Regions from separate parts of the Homo sapiens genome. Here region 1 is linked to region 2. The links are chromatin loops, found by intact Hi-C in ENCODE. Cell type or tissue: heart right ventricle. All regions are shown on one strand. Links, peaks and the distances in the headings refer to the core of each region. The heading gives the core; the rest is flanking DNA. Region 1 overlaps CANT1 (calcium activated nucleotidase 1). Region 2 overlaps C1QTNF1 (C1q and TNF related 1).

What was found. Hi-C counts contacts between places; a loop is a spot of excess contacts. Peaks named below come from ENCODE experiments on the same cell type or tissue, not always from the same donor. Only the 100,000 strongest peaks of a DNase experiment are listed, where the experiment ranks them.
Region 1: a loop joins it to region 2, with 2.1 times the contacts of the local background. A loop is called at or near these places in 26 of 110 quality-filtered maps.

The regions. Positions count from the first base shown.
Region 1 is chr17:78,988,386-78,998,222 of GRCh38, forward strand. CANT1 (calcium activated nucleotidase 1) reads right to left here. Exons shown (of 5, transcript NM_001159773.2): 2 at 9,455-9,578; 3 at 8,607-9,259; 4 at 6,633-6,836; 5 at 3,331-5,535. The coding sequence starts at 9,237. The coding sequence ends at 5,165. Among named protein-coding and RNA genes, the nearest start is that of LGALS3BP, 13 kb to the left of the region's middle. In heart right ventricle, for the core only: CTCF peaks have their summits at 4,954 (motif pointing right) and 5,155; a DNase peak (open chromatin) is centred at 4,950; H3K27ac peaks cover 669 bases.
Region 2 is chr17:79,042,220-79,052,056 of GRCh38, forward strand. It overlaps C1QTNF1 (C1q and TNF related 1), which reads left to right. Exons shown (of 4, transcript NM_030968.5): 2 at 1,736-1,904; 3 at 4,336-4,475; 4 at 5,319-7,569. The coding sequence starts at 1,750. The coding sequence ends at 5,869. Among named protein-coding and RNA genes, the nearest start is that of C1QTNF1-AS1, 19 kb to the left of the region's middle. RefSeq lists enhancers at 1,746-2,246, 4,435-5,634. In heart right ventricle, for the core only: a CTCF peak has its summit at 3,816 (motif pointing right); DNase peaks (open chromatin) are centred at 3,822, 4,578 and 4,912; H3K4me3 peaks cover 680 bases; H3K27ac peaks cover 3,222 bases.

The DNA of each region.
Region 1 (9,837 bases), core at 1,211-9,210, 53 kb before region 2:
GGGAGGCATGAAGAATCCACCCCTTGTTTAGCATATCCTCAAGAAATAACCATAAAAAGGGACAGTCAGCAGCCCTGGAGCTACTCTGCCTTTAGAGTTGCTATTCTTTATTCCTTTACTTTTTTTTTTGAGATGGAGTCTCACTCCATCGCACAGGCTGGAGTGCAGTGGCGCGATCTCGGCTCACTGTAACCTCCATCTCCCAGGTTCAAGCGATTCTCCTGCCTCAGCCTCCTGAGTAGCTGGGATTACAGACATGCACCGCCACGCCCAGCTGATTTTTATATTTTTAGTAGAGATGGGGTTTCACCATGTGGTCAGGCTGGTCTCCAACTCCTGATCTCGTGATTTGCCTGCCTCAGCCTCCCAAAGTGTTGGGATTACAGGCGTGAGCCACCGCACCTGGCCTACTTTCTTAATAAACTTGCTGTCACTTTACTCTATGGACGTGCCCAGAATTATTTCTTGTGTGAGCTCCAAGAACCCTCTCTTGGTGACCTGAATCAGACCCCTTTCCGGTAACATTCTAATTTTTGATTATTGCTGAATTTGGCTTGCTAATCTGTGCTAAGGATTCTTTTTTTATTTTTTATTTTTATTTATTTTTTTTTTTTGAGACGGAGTCTCGCTCTGTCACCCAGGCTGGAGTGCAGTGGCGCGATCTCGACTCACTGTAAGCTCTGCCTCCTGGGTTCATGCCATTCTCCTGCCTCAGCCTCCCGAGTAGCTGGGACTACAGGTGCCCGCCACTGTGCCCGGCTAACTTTTTTGTATTTTTTAGTAGAGATGGGGTTTCACTGTGTTAGCCAGGATGCTCTCAATCTCCTGACCTCGTGATCTACCCGCCTCGGCCTCCCAAAGTGCTGGGATTACAGGCGTGAGCCACTGCTCCTGGCCAGGATTTTTACATCTATGTTCATGAGGGATACTGGTCTGTATTTTTTTTTTTTGTAATGTATTTTTCTGGTTTTGGTATCAGTATAGTGGTGCCCTCATAAAATGAGTTGGAAAAGTTTCCCAACTCCCAGAATCATGGAAGATTTTGTGTTGCTTTCGTATTATTTCTCCCTTACATGTTTGGTACAATTCAAAAGTGAAGCCATCTGGGCCAGGGGTTTTCACAGTGTGACGGTATTTTATTTTTGCTTTAACTCTTTTAACAGCATGAAGGGATAACTTACCTTGAGATTTATCAATTTAAAGTGTACCGTGGGCCGGGCGCGGTGGCTCACACCTGTAATCCCAGCACTTTGGGAGGCCGAGGCGGGCAGATCACAAGGTCAGGAGATCGAGACCAAACTGGCTAACATGGTGAAACCCCGTCTCTACTAAAAATACAAAAAATTTGCCGGGCACGGTGGCGGGAGCCTGTAGTCCCAGCTACTCGTGAGGCTGAGGCAGGAGAATGGCGTGAACCCGGGAGGCGGAGCTTGCAGTGAGCCGAGATAGTGCCACTGCAGTCTGGCCTGGGCGAAAGAGCGAGACTCCGTCTTAAAATAAAATAAAATAAAATAAATAAAATAAAATAAATAAAATAAAATAAAATAAATAAAATAAAATAAAATAATAAAATAAAATAAAATAGTGTACCATGGCTGGGTGCAGTGGCTCACGCCTGTAATCCCAACGCTTTGGGAGGTCAAGGCGGATGGATCACTTGAGATCAGGAGTTTGAGACCAGCCTGGCCAATATGGAGAAACCCCATCTCTACTAAAAACACAAAAATTAGCCGGGCGTGGTGGCGCACGCCTGTAATCCCAGCTACTTGGGAGGCTGAGGCAGAAGAATTGCTTGAACCTGGGAGATGGAGGTTACAGTGAGCCAAGATCGTGTCCCTGCACTTCAGCCTGGGAGACAGAGCAAGACTCCATCCCCCCAAAATAAAAAAAAGAAAAGAAAAAAAGTATACTGGAATACAGGATTAACACGTGGAATGAAAGAAACTGAATCTCGTTTTTTTGTCCAGTTGAGGTGACTGGAGAGTCTTCCATTTGCAGATGAGCTGTGTGCCGGACCCATGAGTGTGGAGCCGGCAGTCACTGCCCCACGAGTCCCGCATGTCACAGCTTCTTAAACAGATGGTCAAGAGCTTACATGCGGTTCCTTATCCCAACCCGCCGCGGCCCGATGCGCCCTGGCTTTTTCTGGAACTGTTGTTCTGTGGATCCTCGCCGAGAACGCCCAGTTCTCCTTGCTGCTCAGTCATGGAGTCTCTCTGGGGACCCCGCTGCCGCGCTGGTCCTTCTGCAGAGGCCGCCTCCCTGCAGCGCTGTCTTGGTCAGGCTCCCAGCAGGAAAAGACGACACCCGAATGAAGATCATCTAAGGAGGCTTCAGTGAAGGGACCATTTACCACGGATGAGACAGCAGGGCGTGCGGGCGGCACGAGGGGCCGCTGTAGCATCTGGAGCTGCTAACAGTGGAGCTGTCACTCCCATGTCACACTCCCAGGCCAGAAGAGACCAGGGGAGGGGACTCAGCCCAGACACTGGGAGTGGCACCAGGGGGCTGCCTTGAGAGGCGAGTGCCAGAGAGAGTCAGGGACTCCCCAGGGGCCATCCCAGAGGGCACTGAGGAGGTTCACTGGGTCTGGGACCCGGAGGAGGCGGGGAAGGAGAGTGGGTCTGAAGGGTAAGGGGTCGATGTGGGTGCAATTGCCCTTTCTGATTCCGCTCTCCCGGTTTTCTGTCCCTCTCTGGCCGCCCCTGTCCTGTCTCTAGTTGAGGTCTTTCTTGGCCAGTGCCTGCCTCCCTGGCGCCTGTGGTTTCAGTGATGGGGATTCTTCCATGCGTCACTTGGAGCGACCTCGTCTGTTCCTGTGGACTCACTGACACACTAAAGACACCAGCTCAGCCCTGACCTCTCACCTGAGCGCCTCCTTACCAAGTCATCCAGATGGCTCCCCAGGGATGAGCAGCAACAAAACGGGCACGTGGGTGCCCAGCACACGTCAGGTGATGTTCTAAGCCCCTTGCGCGTACCCAGTCACTTACCGTTCACTGCAGCCCCGGGATGAGCTCTGCGATGAGCATCCTTTTGCAGACGAGGACACTGAAGCACAGGAAAGTTAGGTCATTTGCCTAAGGACATGCAGCTGGATGGGGACAGAGCCAGGATCGGGCTTGCAGTGGCTTCAGACCCCACCTTTCTGACCACAGCGCTCGTGCTCTTGGAGCGCCTTGAGATAGTGGGACAAGGCGGACTGGAGGACGCAGTTTCCAGATGGGATGCCCTGGCGGGCGACTCCCGTGCGCATGCCCAGCATCCTGCGCAGGCGCTCTCGTGGCCAGGCCTCTGCAAACAGTCAGCACAGACCGGGAGACAGAAAACTACACTCCCTCAGACGCTTTATTGTTTACAAAACAGATGGATCCCATAGGGAAGGAACACAATCATTATGCTGACAGCAGCGAACAGAGAGGGGAAGAAAAAAGGTGAGCTTTAAAGTAATCGCAAATCACTGCCTATGCGAAGAGGCTGCTTCCGGGCACCTGGGCTGTGACTCAGGTGCTGACATGAATACATCAGCAAGGTCTCAATTCAGCCACAGTCCCAAGTCCCCCAACCTTCCTGATTGCATCTCTATTTTAAATGACCCAGCCTGGACATCAAGGACAATGATCTAGGAGGCGGGTCAAGGAGACAGCCAGGCAAAGTCAGAACAGACTTGGGGCTTCCAGGCTATGCCCGGTGACAGCTGAGCTCTTCAGAAATGCGTCACATTCAGCGTTCACTTCCTTCGCTTCCTCCACTACCTATGACATAGCGGGGGAAAGAGACAACCATGAGAGAGGGGTCCCTCCTCGCTGCCCTCCTCGCAGCTGTGCTTGAGTTTCAAAGGGGGAGAGGTTTGTGAGGGACCGGCACAGGGACAGCCAGAGCCGGCACCCTCCGGCCCACCGTGGCACCCCTGACGATCGCGGGGTGGGGTAGGAGTGAGGGTGGGGGTCGGGGTGAGGTAGTGCTGTGGGGAGGGCACTGTGAATGATGGAAACGTCCCTTCTCAGCCTGGGTCGTGCCTAACCTGGGTCTCAAATCCCACTCTGCCTTCACCCTGGAGTACACTCCAGCGAAGCCGAGGCCCAGCCAACGCTCGTGAAGTTTCCACAGAGAAGAGCCTGCAAAACTCCCACTGGAAGAGGAGAAATAAAGGCCATGGAAAGAAACCCCAGGGAAGAGACAGGCCTCGTTCACAGACCCTAGGCAGGGAATAAAAAATTCAAGTCATTCACAGAAGTCTTGAAAGGCATGAGGATTTCTGACAGTTCCTAGAAAAAGGCAACATTTTCTTTATCTTTGTATCCATTGGCCAAGAACGCCGACATGTGAGACTTGCTTCACCAGCCGCCACCGCTTCCTTACAATCTCCCGCACTGCTGGAGCGGGCTGGGTAACTACAGGACTGTGCTCTGTGTGATAAGATTTGGTGATTCCACTTTATAAGAAAGGAAACTGCTTTAATTAAAGCAGGTTAATAATTAAAACTTCAAAGTACTGCACAGCCACAGAATTTTCTTGAAGGGAGAAAGCGGTCACTGGCCATATGATGCGGAGATGGTTTTATCTGAGGCCTGAGAACCAACAGATGTGCCTGCGCCCTGGCCTGTGCAGCTGTGGGCAGATGTGTCCCCAGGGGCCTGCCCTCACTCGTGACCATGCAATACCCTGCAACATAAACATTTTCTTTTCCAAGGATCTGCAGGGGTGGACATGATGCTCCAGGCACAGAGTAGGAAGAAAAGGGGGTGACCTGGGGTTCCCAGCAAACAGGTCCACCTCATGCTCACTGCGTTCTCAGGGTGAGGCATAGGGCCTGACATATGGTAGGAGCTCTAGGGATATTCACTGAACAAAAGAACATAGGAAAGAAAAGAAACGAGGTCGGATGGAAGAAACGACCCAGCCAGTTAGGCAGGCCTTGAGTCAATGCCTGAAGTGACCGAAATCACCACCAGATGGCAGCATGGAAAGCAGTTCAGACCGCGGCCTCCGTGGGGCCCGGGGGTCCAGTGCCCGCACCACTATGGGGCCCGGGACTGGGCTCCCTGTCCAGACCTCCAACCCAGGCACAGTTCCAAAAAGAACAAAACAAAACAAAAGTGCACTCCTCTTGTTTTTATAAAAGCTGAGTCCTGATGGCCTTGCTCAGTGTTTCCGTTTTGAGTTAAATGAACTCGATGCCTTCGTATTTCACGCTTCCGATCTTGGTCTCCGGCAACAGGAAGCGCCCGTCCAGCGTGAAGGCCATGATGTAGGAGGCGACTCTGCCGCTGTCCTCCTCGGATTTGAGGGCCACAATGATCTGGTCGTCGGTGTTGGGGATGAACTTGAAGGACGAGAAGCCGTGAGTGGGGACCACCGCCCCGACGTGGCTCACAGCGATGTCGCCGAAGTCAGGGGAGGCGCTCAGCAGCAGGTTGGCGCCCTTGCGCTCGTCGTCCTTCTCGCTGTAGCGCTCCTGGCTGGCGCGGCGCGGCAGGAAGAACCAGCGCTGCAGCGTGTCACTCCAGCAGGCAGACTCATGGATGAGGTAGCCTGGGAACCGGGTGACCGCGGGTCAGACACGCATGCGGCCTGGTGTGCCCAGCCCCACACCATCAGGCCGTGCGCAGTAGCAGGCAAGGGGCTGCGACCACCAGGGCCCACCAGCTCACAGCAACCCGCCCCTCCCTGCTCTCCAGGATTCTGGAAGGTTCTGTGTTCTCGGTTATCCCATGCAGGGAACCTGCAGCACCCGCTCCCTTGAAGCCTCCTCCCGTTCCACCGAGAGCTGCCTGTGAGCTGCATCAGGGATTTGGGCTCATCGGAGCCTCCTCGGGGCTGATCCAGAGGAACCCAAGGAAAGGGAACAAACCCCCATTGGATGTGGGGAGGCATCGGCGGGGAGGCTGCCTTGAGGCTGCAAGGAAGAGGAGACAGCGTCTGGGGCCCCAGGCACAGACTCAGTCACTTCCTCCTGAACCTCAGGCACCTAAGGCCTACTCCATCCTGACTAGGGGGAGGCCAAAGTGCTGCTGGCCCTATGTTGGTGTGGAACACCACGGCCCAGCGCCAGGGGTAGGGACAGGGCCTGACCCACCAGTGCAGACAACCGGGCCACAGGCTGGGATGCTAGGAGGCCAGCTGCCAGGGCGAGTGGGGCAGGAAAGAGAAAACAGCTCATTTGCCGCCAGAATCCACTGGCCTGAGGGAAGCCACCATCAGAGGCAACCAAAATCACTAAAATCAAGCAAGAAACGGCCTTGGAGGCTGGGTGTGGTGGCTCGCGCCCGTAATGCCAGCACTTTGGGAGGCCGAGGCAGGTGGATCACCAGATCACCCGAAGTCAGGAGTTCGAGACCATCCTGGGCAACATGGTGAAACCCTGTCTCCACTAAAAATACAATTAGCTGGGCGTGGTGGTGCACACCTGTAGTCCCAGCTACTGGGGAGGCTGAGGCAGAAAAATCGTTTGAACCCAGGAGGTGGAGGTTGCAGTGAGCTGAGATCGTGCCACTGCACTCTAACCGGGGTGACAGAGCAAGACTATGTCTAAAATAAAAAACGGTTTTGGAGGCAAATGCAGGAGGAAGCAGGTTCCCAGCGACTGGGCTGTGGAAGCCACACTGTGGGCTGGGGCAGGCGTCTCTTACCTGGCGGCTGGATGCCGGCAGCAGCCCGCAGGGCGTTGTAGTTGGACACCCAGTTCTCGTGGTCCACGCTGCCCTTGTAGCCCACCACCTTCACCCACTCCGGGTTCTCGTTCACCACATCACCCGTAGTGGTCGTCCACTCCTTGCCCAGGCCGCCCACGTACAGACGCTCGTCCTTCACTGCCAGCCATTCGGCCTTGAAGCCTGGCCAAGCAGAGTGTCCTTAGGCCCCGCACCCAGCTCCCGCCGCACCCCTGCACCTGGCTCCCACCCGGCCCCGCACCTGTCCTTAGACCCCGCACCTGACTCCCGCCCGGCTCCACACCTGCCTCCCCTCCGGCCCGCACCTGGCTCCCGCCCAGGGCCGGCCGGCTGCCCTCCCCTCAGCTCCTGAAGGTTCAGTGACCACTCTCAAGTCTCCTCTGATCCCCAACTCCCCGCTCCTCAAGCTGTAACCCCAACCTTAGGATTATCCTTAAAGGCTAGAAAAGCTGAAAAGTGACAGCACTCTGAAGGGGCACGTGTGTCCCAGGGGAGTGCGGGTGCTGCCCTCGGCCACACCTGAGGTCTCACCGAGCATCACTCTAACTCCAGTGGCCGGAGAGGGGCTTGGTGCTGGGGCTCCCAGTCTTCCTTTCAATGGATTTGTTCAGAAGCTGTTTTTGCTTTTTTTAAACTGATTTATTTAAAATAAGCCTAACTTTGAAGGCTGCCACAGTTCAGGCTGTGTGGGAGCCTGTGTTCTACCGTGTATTCTTATCATCCCTACACCCTGGTGTTCTAACTTCTGTTTGCTTTCCCCAAATTTTGCCAGCTTCTTGCCCCTGAGAGCTGGAGCTGTGCCCTCTGAACTGCCCGAGACTGTAGTAGCTTCTCTGCAGGGCCCTGGAGGGACCTGCGGTCTCCTGGTCTGCTTGTGCGATGAGACATTCTCCATGCCAGGGTCTTCCATCCCTCCCGGATGACCTGAGTACAGCCCAACCCCAGAGCTCCCTGTACCCCGCTTTCCTCCCTATCCAAGGGAAGGACAGAACTACACTAGGGTTGCCTAAAACCCTGACAAGTGCGAGGCAGGAAGTAGGCGACCAACGCCTCAGTTGATACCTCAGGTGAGGTCCGTCCCCTGCCCAGCCCTGGGCAAACACTGAAGATTTTATCACCGGGTGTGGGGAGGGCCTGGCCGGCCATGAACTGTGTGGGCCGTTGTTTAGTGCAGTTCCTCCTTGACCTCAGAAAGCCTGCGGTGGCATTTAGCTTTCTAGAAGGTGGGGATCCACCGCCAGCTCAGACAAACGGAGCTCAGAGGAGCTGGCAGCTCCTCTGCCAGCGTCCTTGGCACCTCCCCAGCTCCTCTCTGGAGGAAGACACTGGCCACCGTGCCTCCCCAAAGCCTGTCCCTGCCCTGTGGAAGCAGCACCTCCTTTCTGGTGAACAAAAAGGCTGGCATCAGGCTCCACTCCAGGGGGGTTGGCACAGCTCACACATGCCCTCCCCCTGCTGGGGTTCAGGGAGAGGAGGGCTGGGCAGCAGTTTACCCTTCAGTAACATGAAACCAAAGTCTGGGTTTTGAGTGAGAACCATCTGTCCCCATGGCTTTCAGGGCAAGGCTCCTGGTAGGCACATCCTAGCGTGGTCTTGAGAACCTTTGAAGGTGTAAAAAGGGCGTGTTCCCAGAGGCTCCGAGAGCAGCAGCGGATACAGCCGAAAACATCTTGGAGAGATTCCCCACGTCTCCCACAGGCCTCTAGCGATAAGCTCTTCCTCCTAGAAACTGCTCAGTGTGAAGTGACAGTAGGCTATGCTCCTGGCTAAGGGTAAGGGGGCCGCAGGTCAGAGCAAGAGGGAGACGTGCTCCCTCACCACATCCCTGGCTTCTAGGTGTGTGAATTCTTTACCATGTGCCTGTGTTTGCCAGCCAGGCCCTGAGCTCCCACTCCCCACCCACACCTCCATAAAACCTCAGGGTCCAGTTACCTTTCTCCACGGTGCCGTCGCCGTCGGACAGAATCACCCAGGGCACGGCTTTGCTGCCTTCGATCTGGTAGACGACCCCCGTCCGGTCATCCACGGAGTAGAGTTTCCCATTGAAAACAATCAGGTCGGATAGCTCCATGCCTCTCCCCTTCTCCGCCAGGTGGGACTCCAGGACCCCATGGTCTTTGTCCCATTCCACGGCCACCTTGTCCCCACTGTCTGACAGGGTCAGGTAGCCCTTTTTCAGGTAACTGAACCAGGTGTTTTCCTCTTGGGCCCTTGACTCTGTGTCCAGGTCTGCGATAACTGCGATTCGATACCGAATCCCAGCCGGTGTCCTTTGTGGGGGAGACAGGGGGTAGGTGTCATTGTACCAGTTGGCGGGCGCCTGGCCGAGCCTCCAGTTGTGTGCATTGTGGGTGGGGGGCCTGCCGGGGGCCGGGCGGTGGGAGCAGAGCAGCCAGAGGATGGCAGCACCCACAAAGAACGTCAGGATCACCTTCCAGCGGGGGCGGAAGCGGGGGTCCGCGGCCTTGGTCATGGACGCCAGCACAGGAAGGCCCCCCACACTGATCCGGAGGGAGTGCATAGACTCATTCCATTCCGGGTGCTCAGACAGCTGCACGGGCATCAGCGTGACAGACAGGCGGGACCTGCACAGCCAGGGAGGGAGGAGAGGAGTCAGCGCCTCCGCAAGCCCAGTCACATCTTAGTTCCGGAAGCTGCAGGCGCTGGAGGCTGACTTTTCCAGAAGAAACAGTATTTCACTACTCTGTGGCCATTCTTACTCCCTTGGCTTAATGAATTCCCGACTCTAGATTCCCGACTCTAGCAGTATCTTTGCTTACTTTCATTCGGCAAGACGTGAAGTCTTTCCACAGCAAAATTACTCCATCTCCCCTGTCCCAGCTGGCAACGTGGGAAGCTGAGTGAGGAAGGAAGTTCCATGCAGGCTGGTGCTCTGTGGTCCCTCTAAAGAGAGAAGCGCAGGAGAGTCAGGTGGGAGGGGAAGGCTGACGGGGTGAAGTGGGATAGGATCATAGACAGGGTACAGGTCTGTATTTTACTCAAATGCCACCTCATCCAGGAAGCCCTCCCTGACTGCCCTGCTGCAGACATCACCCTCCGTCCCTGGGTCCTTGGCCCTTGTCCCCACCTGACGTTAGAGTATTGTATACAGTTATCGGTTTGTTTGTTTCTGTCTCCACCTCTGTATCCTGGCTCCTAGAAC
Region 2 (9,837 bases), core at 759-8,758:
CCCACCTGAAACGGCTGGGCCTGCGACTCCTGATGCCAGATTCCTGGGCGAGGGGAGCAAGCCGCTCACAGGGTGGCAGGTGGGCGTTCGCCTAATGTGGGCCCAAGTGCCGCCCCTCGCGGGCTCCCTGGACTCCCCACCTCCGTGAGCACCCCTTTCTAGAAGGACTGTCCCAATACTGGATGGAGGGGGTCCTGCCCCAAGCTTTTGCCAAAAGCTCTGGGAGTGAGACGTGGGGTTGGCTTCCTGGAAGGATGACTGCTCTGTGGGGCTGGGCTTGGCACATCCCTAAAGTAGATGCCAAGGACACCTGCTGATGCGCCGCCTGGTGGCCAGAAAGCAGCTTGCAGCCACCTTCCTACCCACCTACCCACCGGTGAAGGACCTGGTCATTGAGCCAGCTTTGCTTTGAGTTAAGGGATGATGATCATTCAAAGCTTGCTTGGGATTTTTCTTACTGTCCTAAGAGGGGTGGTATACAATTGTCTGTGGGGCCAGCGGCTGATGGACTCTCCTTCCCGAGAGGCTGGGTGGGCAGAGACAGCACCTTGCTCAGCAACCCCTCAACACCAGCCTGACTGGCTGAGGCTCTGGGGGCAGAGTGTGTGCGCACATGTGAAGGTGTGTGTACATGTGAGCGCATGTGTGCATGAGTGGATGTGCATGCATGTGAATGTGTTGAGAGTATGCGGGCGTGCACGTGAGTGTGCATGTGATGTGGGTATATGTGTGCATGTTAATGTGTGCACGTGTGTTGAAAGTGTGCATGTGTGGATTGCATGTATGCGAATGTGCATGTGTGTGGATTGCATGTATATGAATGTGTGTGCATGTGTGGGTTGCATGTGTGTGTGGGTTGCATGTGTGTATGTGTGTGCATGTGTGCATGGATTGCATGTATGTGAATGTGTGTGCATGTTGGATTGCATGTGAGTGCATGTGATGGTATATGTGTGTGAGTGCATGTAAAAGTGTGCATGTGTGTGGATTGCATGTGTGTGTGAATCTGTGTGCATGTGATATGGGTATATGTATGCATGTGTGTGCATGTGTGTTGAGAGTGTGCATGTGATTTGGGTATGTGTGCATGTGAGTTGTGCATGTGTGTTGAGTGCATGTGAGCATGTGGATTGCATGTGTGAGTGCATGTGTGTGGACTGTGTATGTGCATGTATGTGCATGTGAGTGTGAGTGTATGTGTGTTGACTGTGTGCATGTGAGCGTGTGGATTCCATGTGTGTTAAGAGTGTGCATATGGGTGCGTGGATTGCATGAGTGTGCATGTGATGTGGGTATATGTATGCATGTGTGTAGGTTTCATTGTTGAGACTGTGCATGTGTATTGTGTGTACATGTGTGTGGATTACATGTGTGTGGATTGCATGTGTGTTGGGTGCATGTGAATGTGTGGGTTGCATGTGAGTGTATGTGACTGTGTGTGCATGTGTGGATTGCATGTGTGTTGAGTGTGTGCATGTGTGGGGGTTGCATGTATGTGAATGTGTGTGCATGTGCGTGTGTGCACGTGAGTGCGTCGTGAGTGCGTGTATGCATGCATGGGTGTGTGAGAGTGATTGTCCTCCCAGAAGCTGTGTAACTGCAGCATTTCCCAGTGGCGTGAGGCTGGGGAAGCACCTCCGATTTCCAGGCTGTTTCTCTCCCCAATTTTCAGGCTGTTTCTCTGTGCAGCTCCTTCCTAACTCGGTGCCTTCCCTGTGTGTTTCTTTCCCACCAGGGCCCGGCAGGAAGATGGGCTCCCGTGGACAGGGACTCTTGCTGGCGTACTGCCTGCTCCTTGCCTTTGCCTCTGGCCTGGTCCTGAGTCGTGTGCCCCATGTCCAGGGGGAACAGCAGGAGTGGGAGGGGACTGAGGAGCTGCCGTCGCCTCCGGACCATGCCGAGAGGTGAGGGGCCACGAGGGTGTAATAGCAGGAGCTCTGGCTCTGGCCAGGCTGAGCCTGGGCCTTGGGGCCCCTGGGGGAGCTAGTTCACTGTGAGATGTGAAGGCAAGAAAGCTGAAGCTGAGCCGTGGCCCTGCTGGAGGCTGGTCCTGCAGGACAGACGAGCGATTCCTCCTTTCAGTGGCTTGGGCACCTCACCTGAAACTGCGGACAGTGATCCAGCCTCACCACGAGCCTAAAGGAGTGGGGTCTGCAAGTGGCTTTGCAGCTGCCTCCTTAAGAGCAGACCAAGCTCCCAACCTGCCCTCCAGTTTGTCTTTCCATTCTCACTTTGTCCGCTGAGAATATCTGCTGGGGACCTAGGCACCACTTGGAGGCAGGGAGAAGTGGAGCATGGCCTTAGGAGAGATGCTGGACCAAGAGCTGGTGTCCATGGCCCACGCGTCTTATCACACTGCAGGACAGGAGAGGACAGCGGAGACTGGGTGGGCCAAGTGTCGGCTTCCCTTGAAAGGTTGTGAAGGACTCTGGATGGCCTTCGTGTCTACGACCTGCAATGACAGAGAGACTCCAGCCGACCTGGGACATTTCCTAGGGAAGCCGAGTGCTTCATCCAACTGCCATGTACCCAGAGTGAGGTCCTGGAGACCCGGCGACAGCTCAAGCCTGGCTTGGAGTCTCTTCATTATTTTGAGCGTTGGGCTGACTTGATACTTGAGGCTTCAGACTAACTTCAGTGTACGATGGGATTGGACAGGATTTGAGGTTGAGTCACATCATTCCGTTCTTTCTTCCTCTCCCTCCTCTTTCTTTGATTGAGCCCCTCCTATCAGTCAGGCCATCCCCCAGGCACGGGGGGACACATGAGTGGCACAGTCCTGGCCTCCAGGAGCTCTGAGGCCGAGAGGGAGATAGACACATGAGAGACAGGGCAGCGTGGTGGGCTTTGTAGTAGGGGTGTACCCATGACGCTGGAGGCAGGGCCAGGAGAGGGAGGAGCGGGTCCCAGGAAGACTGAAAGGAGTGAACTAGGTCTTGAAGGACACCTGCGGGCCTCCCAGGTGCAGAAGGAGGGGAAAGCTACCTGGTAGCCAGAATGGGGTGTGCAAAGGCATGGCTGGTGGTGTTTGTTGGGCTGGTGGGTGGTTTGGGATGGTGAGACCCAGTGCTGGAGGCTGGAGGCTGGAGGACAGTAGGGCAGTTGAGCCTGGAGGCAGCTGGGTCTAGTTGGGGAGGGTCTCACCTGAACTCAATCCTACAAAGAACAAGAGGAATCATGGGAAAGCTTGAATTGGACGGTGTTCTCGGAAGAATGCCAGAGGGAGGCAGCAGAGAGGATGAGCTGGTGCGGGGAGGGGCAGATTCCAAGTGAGAGTCGAAATGGCAGGGGTGCATCAGAGATGATGAGGGCCCTGGGCTCAGTTCTGGAGGTGCCTTTTGGCTGGGAGCCCAGGACTCTGCTGAAAGTTGTGCCAGGGGGTTGGCGGAGGGAGTCGGGGGTGATGCCGAAGGCTCCACCCTGGGCACCCGCTGTTGATGCCAGGAACAGAGCTCAGAAAGAGAAGATTCCAGGGGCGAAGGGATGGGGACAGGGGTTTCGGTTTTGCATACATGACATCTGTGGGGCCTGTTGCATCTCCAGATGGAGACTTCTGGTGAGAAGTTTGAAGTCAAGGTCTGGGGCTTAGGAGAGAGGTAGGGGTGAGATGTCCATCTGGGAGTCCTGGGCTTATGGGTAGCTGAACTTAGGGCACAGAGATCCGTTTCCTGGATAGTCTGGGGTGCAGAAGTGGGAGCAGCATTAGATGAGGAGCTGGCCCATCCAGGGGGACTTTGCTGCCCCCGTGGGTCTGCGCAGCTCTACAGCCTGGGCAAGAAGAGCCACAAGCCAGAGCACATGTGATGCCATGAGGGGCCGCGAGGTGGCAGCCAGGAGCCGCCGCCGTCCATCCTGCCTGCGGGCTTGTCCTTCCAATCAGGTTGGAAACATAAGAGTCTCTCCAGCGGCTACAGCTGAGGGGAATCCTAAAGATCCAGTTGAACCTTCTTATTTGCAGACGAGTCAGCTTCATATGTTATTTTCTAGCATCACGGATATACGATAGGGAGTCCCGGCATTGTCTTGTGTCACCCAAAGACCCTCTCTTAGAAGTGTGGATTTCTCCCGAGCAGCCCCCATCTTGCGTGGCACTCAATTGATCGCTGCGTGTGTTTCCAGGACTGTCATTGCCTTTAACAGAGGGCAGGGGGCTCGTTCGGTAGTGAGGATCCCAGAGTGGGCCGTGAGCCCACCAGCGTGAACACAGAGCCTTGTGGGTCCAGGTGAGAGAGTGAGAAGGCAGGTCAGGCATGCCAGAACCACTGGCAGCAGGAGAGAGCAGCGTTTCCAGGCCTGAGAGTGGCTGACTTTCACTGTGATTCTTTATTCCCTCAGGGCTGAAGAACAACATGAAAAATACAGGCCCAGTCAGGACCAGGGGCTCCCTGCTTCCCGGTGCTTGCGCTGCTGTGACCCCGGTACCTCCATGTACCCGGCGACCGCCGTGCCCCAGATCAACATCACTATCTTGAAAGGTCAGATGGCTGCAAAGACAAGCACGGGGTGGCCGGGCTGCTCTGTGCTGATCCGGAGGAAGGGATGGAGTCGTTAGGGTGGGGCTAGGCGAGAGCAGAATGGCTCCCTCGGGACAGGGAGCAGAGGCAGGCAGGCTGTCATCTAGAGGGGAAGGCACAGGAAATTCTGATTTTGAGGCTCTGGCCCCTCTCCAAGAGGAGGGGTTGGAAAGGGGCCCACAGGACCAAGAGCAGGAGAGGGAGCCCAGAGGCTACTCGGGGTCTCGTCCCTCCAGTTGTATGTGGACGCCAGGCTTCTAGGCCCTTTGCTTTGGGGCTTGGTCCCCCAGCCTGCTTTCTGAAATGCCACCTGCTCGCTCCGGTCCTGCACACGGCAGATAACCCTGCACAGCCCCGTGAAATCGAACTGGAAACACTTGCAGCCTAGATCCCCAGCTGGCCCCGACATCTGGAGTTCATTTGCTCAGAGCGAGCCGTCGGTCTGGCCGCAGAGCCCATTGCTTTTGGACGAACCCGTATGTTCCATTTTCTTTTTTTTCTTTTCTTTTTTTTTTTTTTTACCAGGGCTTTCCAGAAGGAAAAAAAAATTATTGCTTCTGGGCGAAAATAGAACCATCCTTGAGGTTGAGTCTGTTTGCTTGGCCATTTTGGGAATCACAATACCTCTGTGCCAGGCTGGGACGCCGCCCGTGGCAGGGGGCTGGGGGCAGGAGTGAAGCTTCTGCCAGGTCAGGGCTGTGAGGACGAATCAGGACAGCGCCAGGGACCGGAGAGTGAGCAGCCAAGGCTCAGGACACTACCGGATTGCTCCATTAACAGCACGCGTTTTCCCATCCCTTTTAGGGGAGAAGGGTGACCGCGGAGATCGAGGCCTCCAAGGGAAATATGGCAAAACAGGCTCAGCAGGGGCCAGGGGCCACACTGGACCCAAAGGGCAGAAGGGCTCCATGGGGGCCCCTGGGGAGCGGTGCAAGAGCCACTACGCCGCCTTTTCGGTGGGCCGGAAGAAGCCCATGCACAGCAACCACTACTACCAGACGGTGATCTTCGACACGGAGTTCGTGAACCTCTACGACCACTTCAACATGTTCACCGGCAAGTTCTACTGCTACGTGCCCGGCCTCTACTTCTTCAGCCTCAACGTGCACACCTGGAACCAGAAGGAGACCTACCTGCACATCATGAAGAACGAGGAGGAGGTGGTGATCTTGTTCGCGCAGGTGGGCGACCGCAGCATCATGCAAAGCCAGAGCCTGATGCTGGAGCTGCGAGAGCAGGACCAGGTGTGGGTACGCCTCTACAAGGGCGAACGTGAGAACGCCATCTTCAGCGAGGAGCTGGACACCTACATCACCTTCAGTGGCTACCTGGTCAAGCACGCCACCGAGCCCTAGCTGGCCGGCCACCTCCTTTCCTCTCGCCACCTTCCACCCCTGCGCTGTGCTGACCCCACCGCCTCTTCCCCGATCCCTGGACTCCGACTCCCTGGCTTTGGCATTCAGTGAGACGCCCTGCACACACAGAAAGCCAAAGCGATCGGTGCTCCCAGATCCCGCAGCCTCTGGAGAGAGCTGACGGCAGATGAAATCACCAGGGCGGGGCACCCGCGAGAACCCTCTGGGACCTTCCGCGGCCCTCTCTGCACACATCCTCAAGTGACCCCGCACGGCGAGACGCGGGTGGCGGCAGGGCGTCCCAGGGTGCGGCACCGCGGCTCCAGTCCTTGGAAATAATTAGGCAAATTCTAAAGGTCTCAAAAGGAGCAAAGTAAACCGTGGAGGACAAAGAAAAGGGTTGTTATTTTTGTCTTTCCAGCCAGCCTGCTGGCTCCCAAGAGAGAGGCCTTTTCAGTTGAGACTCTGCTTAAGAGAAGATCCAAAGTTAAAGCTCTGGGGTCAGGGGAGGGGCCGGGGGCAGGAAACTACCTCTGGCTTAATTCTTTTAAGCCACGTAGGAACTTTCTTGAGGGATAGGTGGACCCTGACATCCCTGTGGCCTTGCCCAAGGGCTCTGCTGGTCTTTCTGAGTCACAGCTGCGAGGTGATGGGGGCTGGGGCCCCAGGCGTCAGCCTCCCAGAGGGACAGCTGAGCCCCCTGCCTTGGCTCCAGGTTGGTAGAAGCAGCCGAAGGGCTCCTGACAGTGGCCAGGGACCCCTGGGTCCCCCAGGCCTGCAGATGTTTCTATGAGGGGCAGAGCTCCTGGTACATCCATGTGTGGCTCTGCTCCACCCCTGTGCCACCCCAGAGCCCTGGGGGGTGGTCTCCATGCCTGCCACCCTGGCATCGGCTTTCTGTGCCGCCTCCCACACAAATCAGCCCCAGAAGGCCCCGGGGCCTTGGCTTCTGTTTTTTATAAAACACCTCAAGCAGCACTGCAGTCTCCCATCTCCTCGTGGGCTAAGCATCACCGCTTCCACGTGTGTTGTGTTGGTTGGCAGCAAGGCTGATCCAGACCCCTTCTGCCCCCACTGCCCTCATCCAGGCCTCTGACCAGTAGCCTGAGAGGGGCTTTTTCTAGGCTTCAGAGCAGGGGAGAGCTGGAAGGGGCTAGAAAGCTCCCGCTTGTCTGTTTCTCAGGCTCCTGTGAGCCTCAGTCCTGAGACCAGAGTCAAGAGGAAGTACACGTCCCAATCACCCGTGTCAGGATTCACTCTCAGGAGCTGGGTGGCAGGAGAGGCAATAGCCCCTGTGGCAATTGCAGGACCAGCTGGAGCAGGGTTGCGGTGTCTCCACGGTGCTCTCGCCCTGCCCATGGCCACCCCAGACTCTGATCTCCAGGAACCCCATAGCCCCTCTCCACCTCACCCCATGTTGATGCCCAGGGTCACTCTTGCTACCCGCTGGGCCCCCAAACCCCCGCTGCCTCTCTTCCTTCCCCCCATCCCCCACCTGGTTTTGACTAATCCTGCTTCCCTCTCTGGGCCTGGCTGCCGGGATCTGGGGTCCCTAAGTCCCTCTCTTTAAAGAACTTCTGCGGGTCAGACTCTGAAGCCGAGTTGCTGTGGGCGTGCCCGGAAGCAGAGCGCCACACTCGCTGCTTAAGCTCCCCCAGCTCTTTCCAGAAAACATTAAACTCAGAATTGTGTTTTCAGCATCCTGCCTCGTCAGTTTGCTCATTAAACTGAATCCTTTTCGTCTTCTCCTCTCCACCCAAGGCCCACTCCTGCCTGGGAGGCCCTCAGCTTCATACCTGGGGACATTGGTACCCAGCAGGTGCATGCTGGACCCTGAGTTGCCTCGCTCCTCCAGGGGGTGCAGCCTCCCATGGGTGGGGCAGCGACAGCGTGTCTCAGCTGCAGCTGAACGTGTGCCTGAGTCGGGCGCCTGGGGCCTGGGTGGGTCTGGGGACTTGTGAGAGGTGGGTGGGAGGCAGGGGCTTGATCTCCTGAGCAGGACCGCACTGTCCCCCGGGAGGGAGAGAAACTGTGGAGGTAGCAGCTTGGCCATGGCTCTGCAGCCTGGACACTATTCCTTTCCTAGGGCTGCCGTGGAAACTGGGGTTGGGGCGTGGGTGGCATAAGCCTCTAGCGGAGGGTCCTTCCTGCCCCTTCCAGCTATTGGTAGCCCCAGGCACTCCTTGGCTTGCGGCTGCATCTCCTCAGGTTCTGCTTCCGTCTTCATGTGGCCTTCCCCTCCGTGTGTCTCAAATCTTCCTCTCCCTTCCCTTACTATAACACCTGTTGCTGGATTTAGAGAATCAGGTAAATATTTAGGGCCCACTGTAAATCCAGGATGGTCTTCTCTCTAGATCCTAACTTAATTACGTCTGCAAAGACTATTTCCAAATAAGGTGACATTCACAGATAGCAGAGGTGAGGACTTGGACATATCTTTTTTTGGGGGATACAGTTCAACCTCTACCATGGCTTGCAGCTTGAATACACCCATCAGCAGCCCCCTCTGTTCTCCAGTGGTGCAGAGCAGATGTTCCTTCTTCTCTCCATCGCTTGCCAACTGGGTTAACAGCCAGGCACTGCATCCAGCTGCCAGCGGGGAGCACAGAAGCTACCTTGCTCTCTCTGGTGCCAGCAGGCTGCAAACAGCTGATCTCCTTCCTCTGCCCGCTCCTGGGGTGAGGCCATGTGTTCATGCTTGGCCTTGTGCTAGAGCCAGACTGGATCAAGGGGACCCTGCAATCCTGCTCTGTACGGGAGAAGGAGCAGGCTCCTACCTCCGCGGAGTTCAGGCCACTCAGCAGAGGATGTGCTTCCCAGGCAGTGGGGAGCAAGGGCTAAGTGCCCTTCCCAGAGGTGCCTGGAGGGAACCAGCCAGCTTCATACAGGTGCCCAATGACAACCCTCTCTGGAGACGGAGTCACGTGGACCATATAATACCTGTTTCTCTGCTGGCCAAATTCCCATGGGAAAAGAGGCAGGGTCTGCTCCAGTCCGCTCCATGCTCCTTTTAACATCCCTCTATCTTTGGGGTTTCCCCACCCCCAATATTTTCAGGCTGGCATTTATGCTCCACCCATTCTTCCTCCAAATATTTCCCTTGCTCCTGCTTTGTGGCAGATCGTGTGCTAGGCACTGGAGGCATAAGGACAGATAAGATATGGTCCTTGCCTTCCTGAGGACTTTCCCAGGGTTTCGACTGCCGTCTGACAGAGGTCAGCCTTCTCAGAAGAGCTGCACGCTTGGTACCAAGTGATCTGCTCCACCTGATGCCTCCCCAAGCAGTTGATCTTGACGGGATCCTCTCCCGGTTTCCTGTCCCAAGCTGGTGAGAAATTGGCTAGCCATCTCACTAAAGGGTCTAGAAAACTCAGTTGCAATACAAATATCAGTGTTTTAGCAAAAGGACTTAGTAATGGCTGATGACTCAGCCCAACGAAATAACTGCCTATGTTAGGACTTTCAGGAGCTTTTGTAGCCAGGGATGGGGATGAGGAGGTCATGGCCCACACTAGTCCTCAATGATAATTTTCTGTAAGGTCCACTATGGGAACGCAGTGGCGTGATGGCAAGCTGATTTTATTGGGCCATAATGACTAGCATAAGATGAGACATTGTTGCCCAGATTATTAAAAAAAAATAGAATGTAACAGAAAATAATAAATAATGCAAGATATCGATGTCCCAACATGCAAAAGAATGGAGTTGGGCCCCTACCTCACACCATATACGAAAATTAGGCCTTGGATCAAAGGCCTAAATATTAGAGCCAAAACTACAAAATTCTTAGAAGAAAGCCCAGGCATACATCTTCATGACCTTGGATTAGGTGATGATTTCTTAGGTATGATATCAAAGGTACAAGCAACAAAAGAAAAAAATAGATCAACTGCACATCATCAAACTTGTAAATTTCTGTGTTTCAAAGGACACCATCAAGTAAGTGAAAAGACAACTCACAGAATGGG